2 separate regions of the Homo sapiens genome follow, and region 1 is linked to region 2. The links are chromatin loops, found by intact Hi-C in ENCODE. Cell type or tissue: spleen. All regions are shown on one strand.

Region 1 (8,000 bases), 540 kb after region 2:
TTCTCTCTCTCTCTCTTCCCCAAGTCCCACAGTGACCTAGTACTGACAACAGAAAACAGCCCTGCAAACTCTCCTGAGAGACTCTTCCTCCCACACCCAAGAATTTTCTTGGGCCCTCTTTTTCTTTCTTAGGGCTTCTGTTTCTGCTTAATTGTATGGGAGGAGGGAGGAAGGAAGGGAGCTCGGAGAGTCGTAAAGAAGCAGATAAAAGGAGGGAACTACATGGGGACACACAGATATAAATATATAGATGACGCCAGGCACAGTGGCTCATGCACGTAACCCCAGCACTTTGGAAGGCCAAGGCTGGAAGATTGCTTGAGCCTAGGAGTTTGGGACCAGCCTGGGCCACCTAGGGAGATACCGGACCAGCCTGGGCAACCTAGGGAGATCCCGTCTCCATGAAAAATTTTAAACATTAGCCCAGTGTGGTGGTGCGTGCCTCTAGTCCCATCTACTCAGGAGGGTGAGGCAGGAGGATGGCTTGAGCCCGGGAGGTGGAGGCTGCAGTGAGCCATGATTGTGCCACTGCACTCCAGCCTGGGTGACACAGCAAGACCTTACCTCCAAATAAATAAATATATAAATATAGAGAGTGTAGGTTACATATAAATATAGCTCACCTTACAGGTTATGTAGACAAAAAAAAAAAAAAAAAAGTGTCCTAAGAGGTATAGTGAATTATCTTAGCAACGCAGATAAAGGAAGAATTAAGTCTTCCACAGAGGTGAGATAAGGAGAGAGGGACAGCTTGGAGCTGGCTCTGGAAGCATGCAAAGGCGGGAAATGGGGAGAGAGCTCACGGGAGGTGGGGTAAGGACTGAGGGACCCATGGGGCTAGAGCAGTGACTGTCTCCTCTCTCCAACCCTTCACCCCATCGTGATCTCGCTCTGACCACACCTCTCCACCAGTGCTGCTTCTGCAGCCACCAAAGCCCAGACAGTCTAACCCAAGGGACAGGATCCAGTCTTTGTTTGGCTGGATCTGGCTGCTGCATTTGACCTTGTGGACTACTCACTCGTAGAAACGTCTTCTTTGATTTCTGTAATTCACGGCCTCTTGGTTTCCATGACTTCTCTCAGTCTCCTTTGCTGGGTTTTTCTTTCTCTTCTCTGTTGATAACGCTGTGGCTCCATCCAGAGTTAACGCGCTGGGCATTCTCCCTTGGGATGCCGCCATTCACACCCACGGCATTACCTCCATCTTTACCTTGGTAAGTCCCAAATCTCCTTGACCATCTCCTATCTTCCTTTTCATCTTCAAACCCACAGGTCCTATGCTGTCCATGGAATTTTATCCGGGATGTCGCACACCCAGGCACCACCCATTTAAAGTGTTCAGATTCAAACTCTTCTCTCCTCCGAGAATGGCTGGGCCATCTGGGTGGGTGCCGCCATCTTGTCGGGGCCATGCTTGTTCTCCCAGCTACCTCCATAGTACCTGTCCTTCTCTTCAGCCCCCTCACAGCCTAGAAGTCCTGAGCCTGGAAGATCATCCCTTCTACACCTAGTAGTCACAGGAATCTGTAAAGAATCACTCTCCCTTCTCTGCAAAGTATGCATCTAATTCTTTACTCATGTATGCCAGTGTAGACACCTGGATATTGATTTTTATTCAATGTGTTATAATCCATGACTATCATTGTTTTTGAGACAGGTTCTCGCTCTGTTGTTCAGGCTGGAGTGCAGTGGTGCAATCACAGCTCACTGCAGCCTGCACCTCCCAGGCTCAAGCGATCCACCTGCCTCAGCCTCCTGGTAGAACGCTCAGAAGAAACCAGTGAAGAAGAGCACCTCTGAAACAATGAATAAGATCATTCCATATGGAAGAACTTTTTGGATGATTGATGTATGGTGGCCTTGGAATGTGCCTTCTCAGATAATATCACATCATCAATTGATATGTTATTAATGTATTGGTTAGTAGGGAAGGGAAGGGAAGGGAGGGGTAGCGGAGTCAGGAGGGTAGCAGAGTTAGAATGAAATCATATGGCTAGGCTGGATGCTACTAGTAGTGCTGAAAGGGCTCCCATCAGTGGTCAGGGGCTAGGCTTGGCCCATCTGATAGGCATGAGTTTGGTGGGTCATTATGTGTTGTCATGGAAGTAGAGGCTTACTAGTAGTGTAAAGATGTAGGCCTGAAAAAGGGCTACAGCAAATTCGAGGGTGGTTAATAAAACTAGAATAATGAATGTACTTGAAGCTGTGGGTAAATTAATAGTTGATAATATTAGTATAGCTCCTCCAATTAAGTGCATTAGTAAGTGGCCAGCTGTAACTGGAACTAAAGGTGTGGGCCACCACATCCAGTTAATTTTTGTTGTTTTTTTTTTTTTGTGGAGATGGGATTTCACCGTGTTGCCCAGGCTGGTCTCAAACTCCTGGGCTCAAGCAATCTGTCCGCCTCGGCCTCTCAGTAGCTGGGACCACAGGCTGGTGCACCACCACGCCAGGCTAATTTTTGTATTTTTTCTTTTTTTTCCTTTTTTTTTTTTTTTTTTTTTGTAGAGATGGGGTCTCACCATGTTGCCCAGGCTGGTCTCAAACTCCTAGGCTCAAGCGATCTGCCTGTCTCGGTCTCTCAAAGTGCTGGGATCACAGAAACGAGCCACCACGTCCGGCCCATTATTTTACTTTGTTGCTCAACTTGTCCCAAATTTGGTCACTGGGAGCTCCTTCAAGCCGGTTCCTGTGTCCTTCTGACATGCCTCCATACTTCTGTTTTCTCAAATAGTTTCTTACTTTTTGGCATCACAAGATCTTCTAGGCTCAGGACCTTTTTGTCATTTGCCCAAATCTCAGCAAAAGCCTCCTGCTGTTCTCACTGCCTCTCCCCTTAACCCCTCTCAGGTAGCTTCCAGGCTGCAGCAGAGCTAGCCTTCAAGACAAATGCAATTACCTTATTCTTCTGGTCAATAGATTCCGAGGCTCCCCACTGGCTTCAAGATGAAGCAAAAGCTCCTCCCAGGCTCAGCACACAAGGTTCTATGTGACCCACCTTTTGCCAGACTCTATAGCCTTGGAAGTTGCTGCTCCCCTAAACATCACCCCAGCCAGATGGAGCCACAGCTTGCATTGCCACTAACTAATACATTAAGCTGTTTCATTAATTGGTCACTTTTTTAAAGCTGAGACTCTACCTGGTCCTAGGCACTGGGAATAAAGTCAACATTGAAGACAAGGTGCCCGCCCACTCAGAGCTCATAGACCAGTGTGGAGAGGCAGAAGAACAAAACAGAAAATAAAACAGAAGCCAGGCGTGGTGGCTCATACCTATAATCCCAGCACTTTGGGAGGCCAAGGCAGGAGGATCACTTGAGCCCAGAAGTTCAAGGCCAGCCTGGGCAACATAGTAAGACCCCATCTCTACAAAAAAATAAAAATAAAAATAAGCTGGACAAGAGGCAGGCACTGTGGCTGATGCCTGTGATCCCAGCACTTTGGGAGGCTGAGGCAGGCAGATCACTTGAGGTCAGGAGTTTGAGACCAACCTGGCCAACATGGCAAAACCCTGCCTCCACTGAAAATACAAAAATTAGCCAGGTGTGGTGGTGCACACCTGTGGTCCCAGCTACTCGGGAGGCTGAGACAGGAGAACCGCTTGAACCCGGGAGGCAGAGGTTGCAGTGAGCTGAGGTCACATCACTGCACTCCAGCCTGGGTGGCAGAGCGAGACTCCATCTCAAAAAAAAAAAAAAAATTAGCCAGACATGATGGTGCACATCTGTGGTCCCAGCTACTCAGAAGGCTGAGGCGGGAGGATTGCTCAAGCCCGAGGAGGTCTAGGCTGCAGTGAGCTATGACTGCACCACTGCACTCTAGCCTGGGCAACAGAGCAAGACATTGTCTCAAAAAAAAAAAAAAAAAAAAAAGAGGAATGAGAATAAGGTCAAATGCATTAAAGGAGCACTAAAGGAGACAGTTGTAGGAACACATTAGGATGTCTTCGTTCAGACTCGGGGTCTGAATATTTGCTGCTCCCGCAGAGAAAAATGTCCTTCTTCCTCTTGTATATCAGCTGGTACTTTTCTTCTTCCAGGATTCAATTCAAGTGCCAGCTTCCACGGTTAGACCTGGTGAGCAAGGTTTTCCCGTCAGGTACCCACAGCACCCCATCCTTACAGAGTCTTAACTCTTGATTTGTTTCATGACGTCTGCCTTTAGATTTACAGCCAAGATCTTTTTATTAATCCCTAGAACAGAGAGCCCAGTCCAAAGCCGACACTTGATAAATATTTTTTGTAGAAAGTGAATAAATGAAGTGCTCAAATTTTTGAGCTCATGTCTAATGAGAGAGGGCACAGAAAGTCATACTGAGCTTGCTCCTCCCTCCCAGAGAAGCAAGTGTGGACACCTTGGAATTCCTGAAGGAGTGTCTCTTAGAGGGCTGCATCCCTACAGTCTCCCCTGGGAGCAGGACAGAGGAGCTAGGGTGTCTGTAGCGTCTTGAAGATGTGCAATTCAAGCGGGGAAGACGGAGGGTTCAAGGGCTGGGAGAGGCAGCACACCAGTGCCCAGCCAGTCGATTTCCAGGGTGAGCTGGTCCATCAGAGGAGGCTCGGGATGTGAACTGAAAGGGCTGAGCCCTGAGAACGACGACCTCGGAGGATTCAAGCCTAGAGCGCCTTCGCCAAGCTCGAGATTGGGGGCGTGGCTCATCCATGGCTATTCCCGGGGGCCTCTGCAGGGAGCTGGATCTGCCAGGCCGGCAAGATGAGGCAGGACAGAGTGCCAACAGCGACACCATGTGGCCATGAGGAACCATAGCAAGATCTGATCAAATCAGTGGGAGGGGGGATGAAACCAACCCTTTTGGATTGAGATGCTTGAAAAAGTCAAGAGAGGGATGAGCTTCAAGAGGGAGATACTAACTTCTTAAAAATAAGGCATAGTTTTAATTTATTTTTTAACTTTTTTATGCTTTGGGGGATGGAACAGGGTCTCGCTATGTTGCCCAGGCTGGAGTGCAGTGGCACCATCACAGCTCACTGCAGCCTCCACCTCCCAGGCTCAAGCAATCCTCCCACCTCAGCCTCCCTAGTAGCTGGGACTACAGGCTTAAGCCACCACACCTGGCTAATAATCTTTTTTTCTTTGTAGAGAGGGGGCTTGACCAACTCCCATGCTGGTCTCAAACTCCTTTGAAATAAATTCAAATTTATTTTTAAAAGTTGCACCCACAGTACAAGTAATTATCATAAACCCTTAGCAACTTTCTCGAAATATTAATGCATTTTACACAGGCACAATGCACTCATCTACATTAGTCAAAGTTGATGAGATACTGTAAATTAACCTACACATCTTTCTCACGCTTCTCCGATTGTTCCACGAACAGCCTTTATCTGATCCAAGATCCTATCTAGGATATGATGTTGCCTTCATTTGTTGGGTCTCTTTAAACATCCCCCTGTCTAGAATAGTTCTCAGTCTGTTCTTTCATGATCTTGCCATTTTTGAAGAGTACTAGCCAGTTAGTTTCTAGAATGTCCCCAAGTTTGGATCAGTCTGAGGTCTCCTCATATCTAAATTCAGTATTTGAAGGCAAAAGCACCACAGATGTGAGGCTGTCCCCTTCTCAGTGCATCAGGCCAGCAGGCTCATGATGTCACTGTGTCTTCTCTCTATTGGGTGAGACTCTCTCATCTGAAAATCCAAAATCTGTGAGGCTTGATGCTCCAAAACCCAAAACTTTTAGAGTGCAGGTGGAAAATTCCACACCTGACTCATGTGATGGGTCACAGTTAAAACACAGTCAAAACTTTTTTTTCATGCACAAAATGTTTAGAAATATTGTATAAAATTACCTTCAGGCTATGTGTATTAGGTGTAAATAAAACATCAATGAATTTTGTCTTTAGACTCGGGTCTCATCCCCAAGATATCCTATTATGTACATGCAGATATTCCAAAATCCAGAAACATCCAAAATCCAAAACACTTCTGGACCCAAGCACTTCTGATAAGGGATACTCGACCCATAGTGATCTTTAAATTTGATCACCTGATAAAATTGGGATTACTGGGATCTCTACTGTAAAGTTACCATTTTTCTCTTTGTAACTAATAAGTATCAAAGGGGATATACTTTGAGATTATGTGAGTATCACTTTTCTCGCCACGCTTTTGCCCACTCATTTCAGCATCCATTGATTTTTGCCTAAAGCACTTACTACTCTGGTGTTTGCCTATTTCCATCATCCCTTCTACATTTAATGATCAGAATTCTACCGTAAAGAAGTGCTTTCCCCACTCTTCAATTTATTTATGTAATTATTTACTCATGCATGCCAGTGTGGACTTCCGGATACTGATTTTTTATTCTATGCGTTGTAATGCATTACTATCATTATTTATTTTTATTTTGTTGCCCAGCTTGGCCCAGATTTGGCCACTGAGGGCTCCTTCAGGCTGGTTCCTATGTCCTTCTGGCATGCCCTTCCTCTTCCCCCCAGCCAAGTAATTTACTTTTTGGCATCACAAGATCATCTAGGTTTATCCCATGCTTTCTCTGCCCCAGCCTTGGAATTGGACATTGACAAATACTTTGACACCCAATAACCACTCATCCCAACTACTGTGGAAGCGCTCTAAAACTGTGCCCTGTGGTAGATGTGATCATTGCTCCCTCTGCGCAAGGCCCAGCATTTGATCATTTATTTGCTCAATAAATTACTGATTATTCGCTGAAAGAGATTTGTGGCATTTATTCATTGGTTCAGCAAGAACGCACCAAGTGCTTACCACGAGCTAGACCCAGGCTGCTTGTTGAAGATAGAAATTAATCAAACCTGAACCTCACCTCCAAGAGCTTAGAAACAAGTGGGAAGGAAGACAGGCCAGTCAATATAGTCAGAGCATCGCATGAGGCTGAAACAAAGGCACTAAAGACAATAGTCATCACATTCCAAAAGAGATCTAAGACACGCACAAATGACATAACCAAAGAGCTGTCTGAATTATAGCTTAATAACTCCTAAACCTCCCACCCATACCAAGGGTTAAGAGTTGGAGATCGGAGAGGCCAGGCGTGGTGGCTCAGGCCTGTAATCCCAGCACTTTGGGAGGCTGAGGTGGGCGGATCACGGGGTCAGGAGTTCGAGACCAGCCTGGCCAACATGGTGAAACCCAGTCTCTACTAAAAATACAAAAAATTAGCCAGGCATGGTGGTGCACACCTGCAATCCCAGCTACTCCAGAGGCTGAGGCAGGAGAATCGCTTGAACCTAGGAAGCAGAGGTTTCAGTGAGCCGGGATTGTGCCACTGCACTCCAGTCTGGGCAACGGAGCAAAACTCTGTCTCAGAAAAAAAAAAAAAAAGTTGGAGATTGGGGATGATTTTTGCAGACAGCTTCTTTGAAGAAAGCTGTACTTAGTCCCAACCTCACCCCAATCCCCCACCTCCAAATAGAAGAGACACTTCTGCCTGACCCAGGTTTGGCATCAGGGACTTCAAGGAAAGGAGATAGCAAAGGGTTTTAGGACTAGCTGTTGATGTACTGTAAATCTTACTTCCTATCAAGGGTGAGGACTGCAAGGTGCCTGCTCTTCTCCTTGAGCTTGGAGAAGGGGGCTTTGGGGCTTCAGCAGAAACCCCCAAATATATGGTTACTATATATCCCCTCTATTAGAAGACAAAAGGGTTTGGTCTATTTCCTACCCAAGAAACATGAAGGTGAGAGATGGGTTAGCTAGCTGCCAGCAGACAAAACCCCAGAAGAGGTGCTTGCATTTGAAGTCTTCCTGTTCCAGAGCATGTCAGGACAAAGCATCCATGTGTGTCTCCTATGGACCAAGTGTGGTTTTAGACCTCATCCAGGAGGGCTGCAGGGAGAGGCAGTGGACTTCAGCAGAGAGAAGCTAGAGGCACCTCTGGAAGTGAAGCAGCATCGTTGTCTAGGGTAAATACCCAAGGTTCGTTTTCTCACAGCCACAGAAAACTAGGATGCGGACACACCGGAGTGAGGTTAAGAACAGAAGTTTAATAGGCAAAAGAAAGA
Region 2 (8,000 bases):
TTTATTTTTTTGAGACAGGGTCTTACTCTGTCACCCAGGCTGGAGTGCAGTGGCATGATCATAGCTCAATGCAGCCTCAAACTCCTGGGCTCAAGCAATCCTCCTGCCTTGACCTCCTGTGTAGCTGGGACTACAGGCATGTACCACCATGCCTGCTTAATTTTTTAAAAATCTTTTTGTAGAGATGGGGTTCTCCCTATGTCACCCAGGCTGGTCTTGAACTCCCAATCTCAAGAGATCCTCCTGCCTCAGCCTCCAAATTGAGGAAAAAGAAACTACCAAAACTAGGAGGGCATCCAAAGTGCTGAGATTACAGGTGTGAGCCACCACGCCTGGCCAGAGAGAGATGTTTTTATGCATATATTATAAATGATAGATTTAAGCCTCAGAAAGTTTAAGTCCAAAGTCATACAGCCAGTGAGTTTCCTAGGCTCAAAGTCTAATTGAGATGTGTCAGCTGCAAAGGGCAGGCCCTTTTAAGAACCTCATCCTGATCATAGCACTTGGTTATTTATTTGCTTGTCTACACCTCCATTAGCCCGTGATGTTTATAGGAGCCAAGACTGTACCAAACTCACACACAGTCACCACCTTGCCCTTAGCATGCCATGCCCATGTGTTGAGTGAATAAGTGGATGAGTGAATGAATCAATGAACAAATGATTTTTCACATGGCACAGATGCAATCACGTGTAACAGATTTTGAACAAATATTTTATTTCGCTGTCTTTAGCTTTCTGCCTTGATTAACTGCTGCTATCTTCTCTTGCTCTTCATCATATATATATATAAATTTTTTTTTTTTGAGACGGAGTCTCTCTCTGTTTTACAGTGACATGATCTTGGCTGACTGCAACCTCCGACTCCCAGTTTCAAGCAATTCTCCTGCCTCAGCCTCCCGAGTAGCTGGGATTACAGGCACTCACCGCCATGCCAGCTAATTTTTGTATTTTTAGTAGAGACGGGGTTTCACCATATTGGCCAGGATGGTCTCGATCTCCTGACCTCGTGGTCCACCCACCTCGGCCTCCCAAAGTGCTGGGATTACAGGCATGAGCCACTGTGCCCAGCCCTCCATCCTATATTTTAAAAAATTCCACCGAGATATTCATGGGATGATGTTTCTCCCAGTACCTTCTGGGGAATTGTCCAACCACACGGTACTAATTTCATACAACTTAAACGGCCCAGACATTTAGCTTACCTCTCTCATTTATATTACAGTACAAATCTGGGATGTGCTTGTTTAAGTGACAGAAGGAGACAGCCTTTAATCTACACATGATTTCTTCTCAACTGCTCTCTCTGTGTAATGGCAGATGGTTCGCAGGCCCATCCTGTGAATGTTATGGTACTTAATGCATAAGCAGAGTCTGGGAGGGGAGGAGAGAGAGATGGAGATGAGATAAAAGACAATTACCATTTGTTCATATTTCAAATCCCACTTAGAGGAGGAATTGCAGCTCAAAAATGGAAGGCGGAGATGGGGTGGGGAGGAAGCCAGTTACATACAAGGTAAAATCCGGGGGATTAGGTGGATATAGTTAACTGACAGCAGAGATGTTTATTTCATACAAGCACAGCCTTGCTTTCTTCTAAACTGCTTGCTTAAATATCAGGGCTTCGGGAAGGCAACCTCCATATTTTACATGAAAAAAATTTGGGGTTAAAATAATTAACATTTTCCAACAAATATAACAAATGATTCGTGTATTTAATATTTAATTATCTTCTACAGAGCAAATGAATAATTTAAATAAACACTTAGAGATCCACTCATAAAACAAAAAACACAAAGAATTTCTAACAAACTTTTAGAACAATATATAGCCACAGCAGAAATGGAAAAATACAATAAAGTAGGAGGTCCTTTTCTGTCTGTGAAATTAGCAAAGATAGAAAAATGATGATCCAAATTGTGAGGAATATATAATGCAATGTGCAGCCTCATATACTTTTGGTTAGAATATGAATTAGTTCCCTCTTTTCAGAATTATCTGTAAAGAATAGTAAAAGTACACAGAAACATTATCTCTGAATTCTGGTTCTGAAAACTTATCTTAAAGCAATAATTCAAGATTGGTGAGGAAAGAACAGTTTTATGCAAAAAGACATTGGTTACACTCTTGTTATTACTGGGGTAAAGTGGGTGAAAAATTAAAAATGACTCAATCTAGAAATCTGGTTTGGTCACAGTAGAGTCCTACAACAAAATATGTTATTTCTTTCACCCAGTGCTTTTGTTTATATCTGTAGATAAGCTAAATAGTCAGTTGTATTTTTTTCTAGATTTTTATTTTTATTATTATTATTTTTTAAGATAAAGTCTTGCTCAGTCACCCAGGCTGGAGTGCAGTGGTGCAATCTTGGCTCACTGCAGCCTCCCCCTCCCAAGTTCAAGCAATTCTCCTGCCTCAGCCTCTCAGGTAGCTGGAATTACAGGCATATGCCACGACGCTTGGCTAATTTTTTGTATTTTTAGTAGAGATGGAATTTCACCATGTTGGCCAGGCTGGTCTCAAACTCCTGGCCTCAAGTGATCCGCCTGCCTTGGCTTCCCAAAGTGGTGGGATTACAGGCATGAGCCACCATGCCTGGCCTGATGTTCTTCTTTCTTTTTCTCTTTTCTTTTTTTTTTTTTCAGAGTCAGGGTCTCAGTCTGTCACTCAAGTTGGAGTGCAATGGTGTGATCATAGCTCACTGCAGCCTCCAACTCCTGAGCTCAAGCAATTCTCCTGCCTCAGTCCCCCAAGTAGCTGGGACTACAGGTGTATACCACCACGCCTGGCTAATTTTGTAGGGATTTTTTTGTGTGTGTGTAGGGATAGGGTCTTGCTATGTTGCCCTGGTTGATCTCAAACTCCTGGCCTCAAGCAATTCTCCTGCCTCAGTCTCTGAAAGTGCTGGGTTTACAGGCATGAGCCACTGTGCCTGGCCCTCATTTCTTCCTTCTAACCCTTTGTTCTATATAGATGTTATTTTAACATGCCATATGAAGACTCAGAGGACATGGGTCCAAATCCTGTCTTTGCCATCAGCTATGTTACTTTTGATTCACGGAAGCAAAAATGATCTCACCTACCATACAGATTGCTTGTGAATCTCCTGTGAGTTGCTGCATACAGAATTAGTGAGATTTGTTTTAATTGGCTGCCTAGCACAGGGACAAGGGGCTGCTGCACATCACCCCATCTATCAGGAGACAGATAGAGAGTAAGAACTGGGGCAGGGTGCGGTGGCTCACACCTGTAATCCCACACTTAGGGAGGCCGAGGAAGGCAGATCTCTTGAGACCAGGAGTTCGAGACCAGCCCGGCCAACATGGCGAAACTCCATCTCTACTAAAAATACAAAAATTAGCCGGGTGTGGTGGCGTGTGCCTGTAGTCCCAGCTACTTGAGAGGCTGAGGCATGAGAATCCCTTGAACCTGGGAGGCAGAGGTTGCAGTGAGCTGAGATCGTGCCACTGTACTTCAGTCTGGGCAAGAGTGAGACCCTGTCCCCGCTAAAGAAAGAGAGAGAGAGAATAAGAACTGGAATAGTTGGAGAAATCTATGTGGAAAAGGCAATCCTGAATCATGTATTAAAAACAAGGCGAGGCCAGGTGCAGTGGCTCACGCCTGTAATCCCAGCACTTTGGGAGGCCAAGGCAGGCAGATCACAAGGTCGGGAGTTTGAGACCTGCCTGGTCAACATGGTGAAACCCCATCTCTACTAAAAATACAAAAATTAGCCAGACGTGGTGGCGTACGCCTATAATCCCAGCTACTTGGGAGGCTGAGGCAGGAGAATCGCTTGAACCCAGGAGGTGGAGGTCACAGTGAGCTGAGACAGTGCCACTACTTTAGCCTGGGTGACAGAGCGAGACCCTGTCCCCCCAAATAGAGAGAGAGAGAGAGAGAGAGAGCATAAGTACTGAAATAGTTGGAGAAATTTATGTGGAAAAGGCAATCCTGAATCACATATTAAAAATAAAGGCCCGGCTGGGGGTGATGGCTCACTCCTGTAATCCCAGCACTTTGGGAGACCAAGGTGGGTGGATCACGAGGTCAGGAGATCGAGACCATCCTGGCTAACACGGTGAAACTCCGTCTCTACTAAAAATACATAAAATTAGCTGGGTGTGATGGTGGGCGCCTGTAGTCCCAGCTACTCGGGAGGCTGAGGCAGGAGAACGGCGTGAACCCGGGAGGTGGAGCTTGCAGTGAGCCGAGATCGCGCCACTGCACTCCAGCCTGGGCAACAGAGCGAGACTCCGTCTCAAAAAATAAAAAAATTCAAATAAATAAATAAATAAATAAATAAATAAATAAAGGCTAGGCACAGTGGCTCACGCCTGTAATCCCAACACTGTGGGAGGCCAAGGTGGGCAGATCATGAGGTCAAGAGATTGAGACCATCCTGGCCAACATGGTGAAACCCCATCTCTACTAAAAAATACAAAAATTAGCTGGGTGTGGTGGCATGCACCTGTAGTCCCAGCTACTCGGGAGGCTGAGGCAGGAGAATCGCTTGAACCCAGGAGGCAGAGGTTGCAGTGAGCAGAGATCACGCCACTGCACTCCAGCCTGGGTGAGAGAGTGAGACTCCATCTCAAAAAAAAAATAAAATGAAATTAAATAAATACATAAATGAAGTGAAAGATTTCCATTTCTAGCCATGAAGGAAAAACAAGGATCAGAGTTCCACTCCAGCCTTAAATGACTAGAACATCAGATAAATGGAAGAAACAAGAGTTTTCGGAGATTGAACAATAGACAACACAGGACATTGATCGTTGCAAGAAGACCAGCCAATGAGGTGACCTGTAGGAGTGCCCCAACTCACTCCCTGCAGAGAGGTACCATGGCTAATCCCAATGGCCAGGGAGCACAGCAAAGCCTTGCAGAATCAAGGGGACAGAGTGTGGTTCTAGGGCAGGAGGCCAGGAGGCTGGAGTTTGCATGGATGTTTCCTGGAGATAAGGAAGCCGAGCCAGAGAGAGATCCAGAGATTCACAGACCAGCCTTGGCAACATGGCGTAACCCCGTCTCTACTAAAAATACAAAAAGTAGCCGGGCATGGTTGTGCACGCCTGCAATTCCTGCTACTGGGGAGGCTGAGGCAGGAGAATGGCTTGAACCCTGGTGGGGGTGGAGGTTGCAGTGAGCTGAGATCACACCACTGCACTCCAGCCTAGGCGACAGAAGGAGTGAGCCTCTGTCTGAATCTTTGAATACTGCTCTGTGCATGTGTATGAAGAAACTACCCAAACTGGGAGGCGGGGGGTGGAGGCGGGAATCCCTATCCTTCCCAAGCTGGGTCGCTATTCTAATGGTAGGGGTGGAGGATAATTCTAGGTAACATTGAAGTGGTGATCAAAGTCCTCCCTGAAGTGTCCCCCTTTAGTGATATCCAATTGCCCCCCTACTCACTGGCAAATTTTTATTTACTTGAAACACCAACCCCAGATCTTTTTATTTTTTCTTTTCTGACAGGGTCTCCCTCTGAAGGGAGGGAGTACTCCACCCAGGCTTGATCAGTGTACAGTGGCATGATCAGAGCTCACTGCAGCCTCGACCTCCTGGACTCAAGCGATCCTCCTGCCTCAGCCTCCTGAGTAACTGGGACCACAGGCATGTCTTGCCATGTCCAGCTCATTTTTAAAAATTATTTTTTGTAGAGATGGAGTCTCCCTATATCGAGAAAGCAAGTCAGGGTCTTGCTCTCTCACCCAAGCTGGAGCGCAATTGTGCAATCATAGCTCACTGCAGCCTCCAGCTCCTGATCTCAATCAATTCTCCTGCCTCAGCCTTGCAAGTAGCTAGGATGACAGGTGTGCACCACTATACCTGGCTAATTTTGTTTTTTGTGTTTGTGTGTGTAGAGATGGGCTCTTGCTGCGTTGCCCAGGTTGATCTCAAACTCCTGGCCTCAAGCAATCCTCTCACCTAGGCCTCCCAAAGTGCTGGGATTACAGGTGTGAGCCACTGCACCCAGTCTGAGCCCAAATCTTCCTGTATCTATACTGCTTTTCCTACAAATGCAAGAACCTAAAAATACATTCAGCCCAAGGCTACATCCTGGCCACAGATACATAAAAACCACCTCAAACACAACTATGGCCTTCTCCATTCACTACTGGGGACTGAAATATTTGTCGTTGTACACATAATATTTTATTTGTTCCTAATAATGCTGTGAATGAAGGATGGTAAATGTGCTTTGCCTGCTTTAAGAAACCCAACATCCAGAGAGGTTCATTAACTTTTCCAAAACCACACAACAAGATAATGGGAGAAGTGGAACCAGAGTTAAGGTTATCTAATACTTAAGTTGATTTCTTCTCATGAAATCAAAAATAAACTTGTAGGCCAGGCACAGTGGCTCAAGCCTCGAATCCCAGCACTTTGGGAGGCCGAGGCAGGTGGATCACCTGAAGTCAGGAGTTCGAGACTAGCCTGGCCAACATGGTGAAACCCTATCTCTACTAAAAATACAAAAATTAGCCAGGTGTAGTTGCACGCTCCCAGCTACTCAGGAGGCTGAGGCATGAAAATTACTTAAACCCAGGAGGCGGAGGTTGCAGTGAGCCAAGATTGCACCACTGCCCTCCAGCTTGGGCAACAGAGCAAGACTCCATCACAAAAACAAATAAATAAATAAAATAAACAAGCACATCCATTAAGATCCTTCTTGGTATTCATCACCATTTCCTAGATACCTGGAAAATAAGGAACTCTACCTTTTCTGTGCATGAAACCAAACTCTGCAATAAGAACCTCCCTTCTTGAGTCCAGATTTATTAGAAAATCTGCATTTATAACACTCTGGTTCTCTGGAGAATGTAACTTTCAGTCCAGATAAAAATATGGTTTGACAGCAAAATCATGCTATGAAAGCAAGATCATATTCCAGACTGCATATAACACAACCAAATATGAAAAAAAATGGTTAAGAGCAAAACTATACACTGGATTTGAGGGCTGAATCTGCTACTCACTTGTTCAGAGACTTGAGAGAGTTATTAAATCTCTTAAAGTTTCTGTTTACTCACCTATAAAATGAGGCCAATAACACTCAACTCAGTGGGGTTACTGTGAGGGTTAAATGAAGTAATTCAAGTAAATGTGTTTTGCCTTGAATACGGTAAGAGCCCAAAACACCATTCAATGCACACTTACGCCTGTCTGGTGATTCACTACCTTTGGCCTTCAATATATTCTCAACAACCTCTCTGTAACGTGTTGGAGTTCTGAGCTATCATTTCTCAAATGACACAATCTACTTATGTGACTTAGTTGCGTAGGAGGAATTTGCTCCAACAGTCCTCAACAGTCTTCCTCATCATTTAGTTCATAAAGCTCAAGATATGTGAATTCAGCCAACAAAAATTGCCATGTCTTCTCCCCAAAAGGAATTCATAAAGGAAATTCACCATTTGAAGCTAGAGGTAGAATTCCTTTAGAATTTTCTTTAGAATTTCTAGTACTTAAGTCAATTCTTTTCATGAAATCAAAGATTAACTTGTAGGAAATATCAGAGGTCAATCATTTTTTTGCAACTTAGACATAAAGGAAAGAAATTTTGCTCCCCCTCACCCCAAGCTGACCTTTAAGAATCAAGCTCCAACACCTTTATTCCTGGTAGTTTATTCCTTTCAATGCTTTAGCTCAAGTAGGCATTTAACAGACGTGAAGGGGTGTTTGTGAAGACAAGAGTTTAATTCATCAGATGGTCTATTTCCTGATGACTTGTACCTGGAGGTGATTGGATTATCTGTATCATGCCCTAAAAGTTACCACTTAGGCTGGCATGGTGGCTCATGCCTGTAGTCCTGGTGCATAGGATGAAGTTATAGGAATAGAGAAATTCTTTTTTTTTTTTTTTTTTTACTGTCGCCTGGGCTGGAGTGCAGTGGCATGATCGTGGCTCACTGCAACCTCCGCCTTCTGGGTTCAAGTGATTCCCCTGCCTCAGCCTCCCAAGTAGCTGGGATTACAGGTGCCTGCCACCACACC

What was found. Hi-C counts contacts between places; a loop is a spot of excess contacts. Peaks named below come from ENCODE experiments on the same cell type or tissue, not always from the same donor. Only the 100,000 strongest peaks of a DNase experiment are listed, where the experiment ranks them.
Region 1: it touches region 2 in a loop (5-fold over the local background); 4 of 110 quality-filtered maps call a loop at or near these places.

What each region holds. Positions count from the first base shown.
Region 1 is chr7:67,622,110-67,630,109 of GRCh38, reverse strand. It overlaps the pseudogene MTATP6P21 and the pseudogene MTCO3P41. Among named protein-coding and RNA genes, the nearest start is that of LINC01372, 290 kb to the right of the region's middle. In spleen, a CTCF peak has its summit at 4,775 (motif pointing left); a DNase peak (open chromatin) is centred at 4,688; H3K4me3 peaks cover 314 bases; H3K27me3 peaks cover 2,469 bases.
Region 2 is chr7:68,160,111-68,168,110 of GRCh38, reverse strand. All of the region lies in intron 4 of LOC105375341 (a long non-coding RNA gene), which reads left to right. Among named protein-coding and RNA genes, the nearest start is that of LINC01372, 830 kb to the right of the region's middle. In spleen, no CTCF peak of the experiment used is centred here; a DNase peak (open chromatin) is centred at 4,925.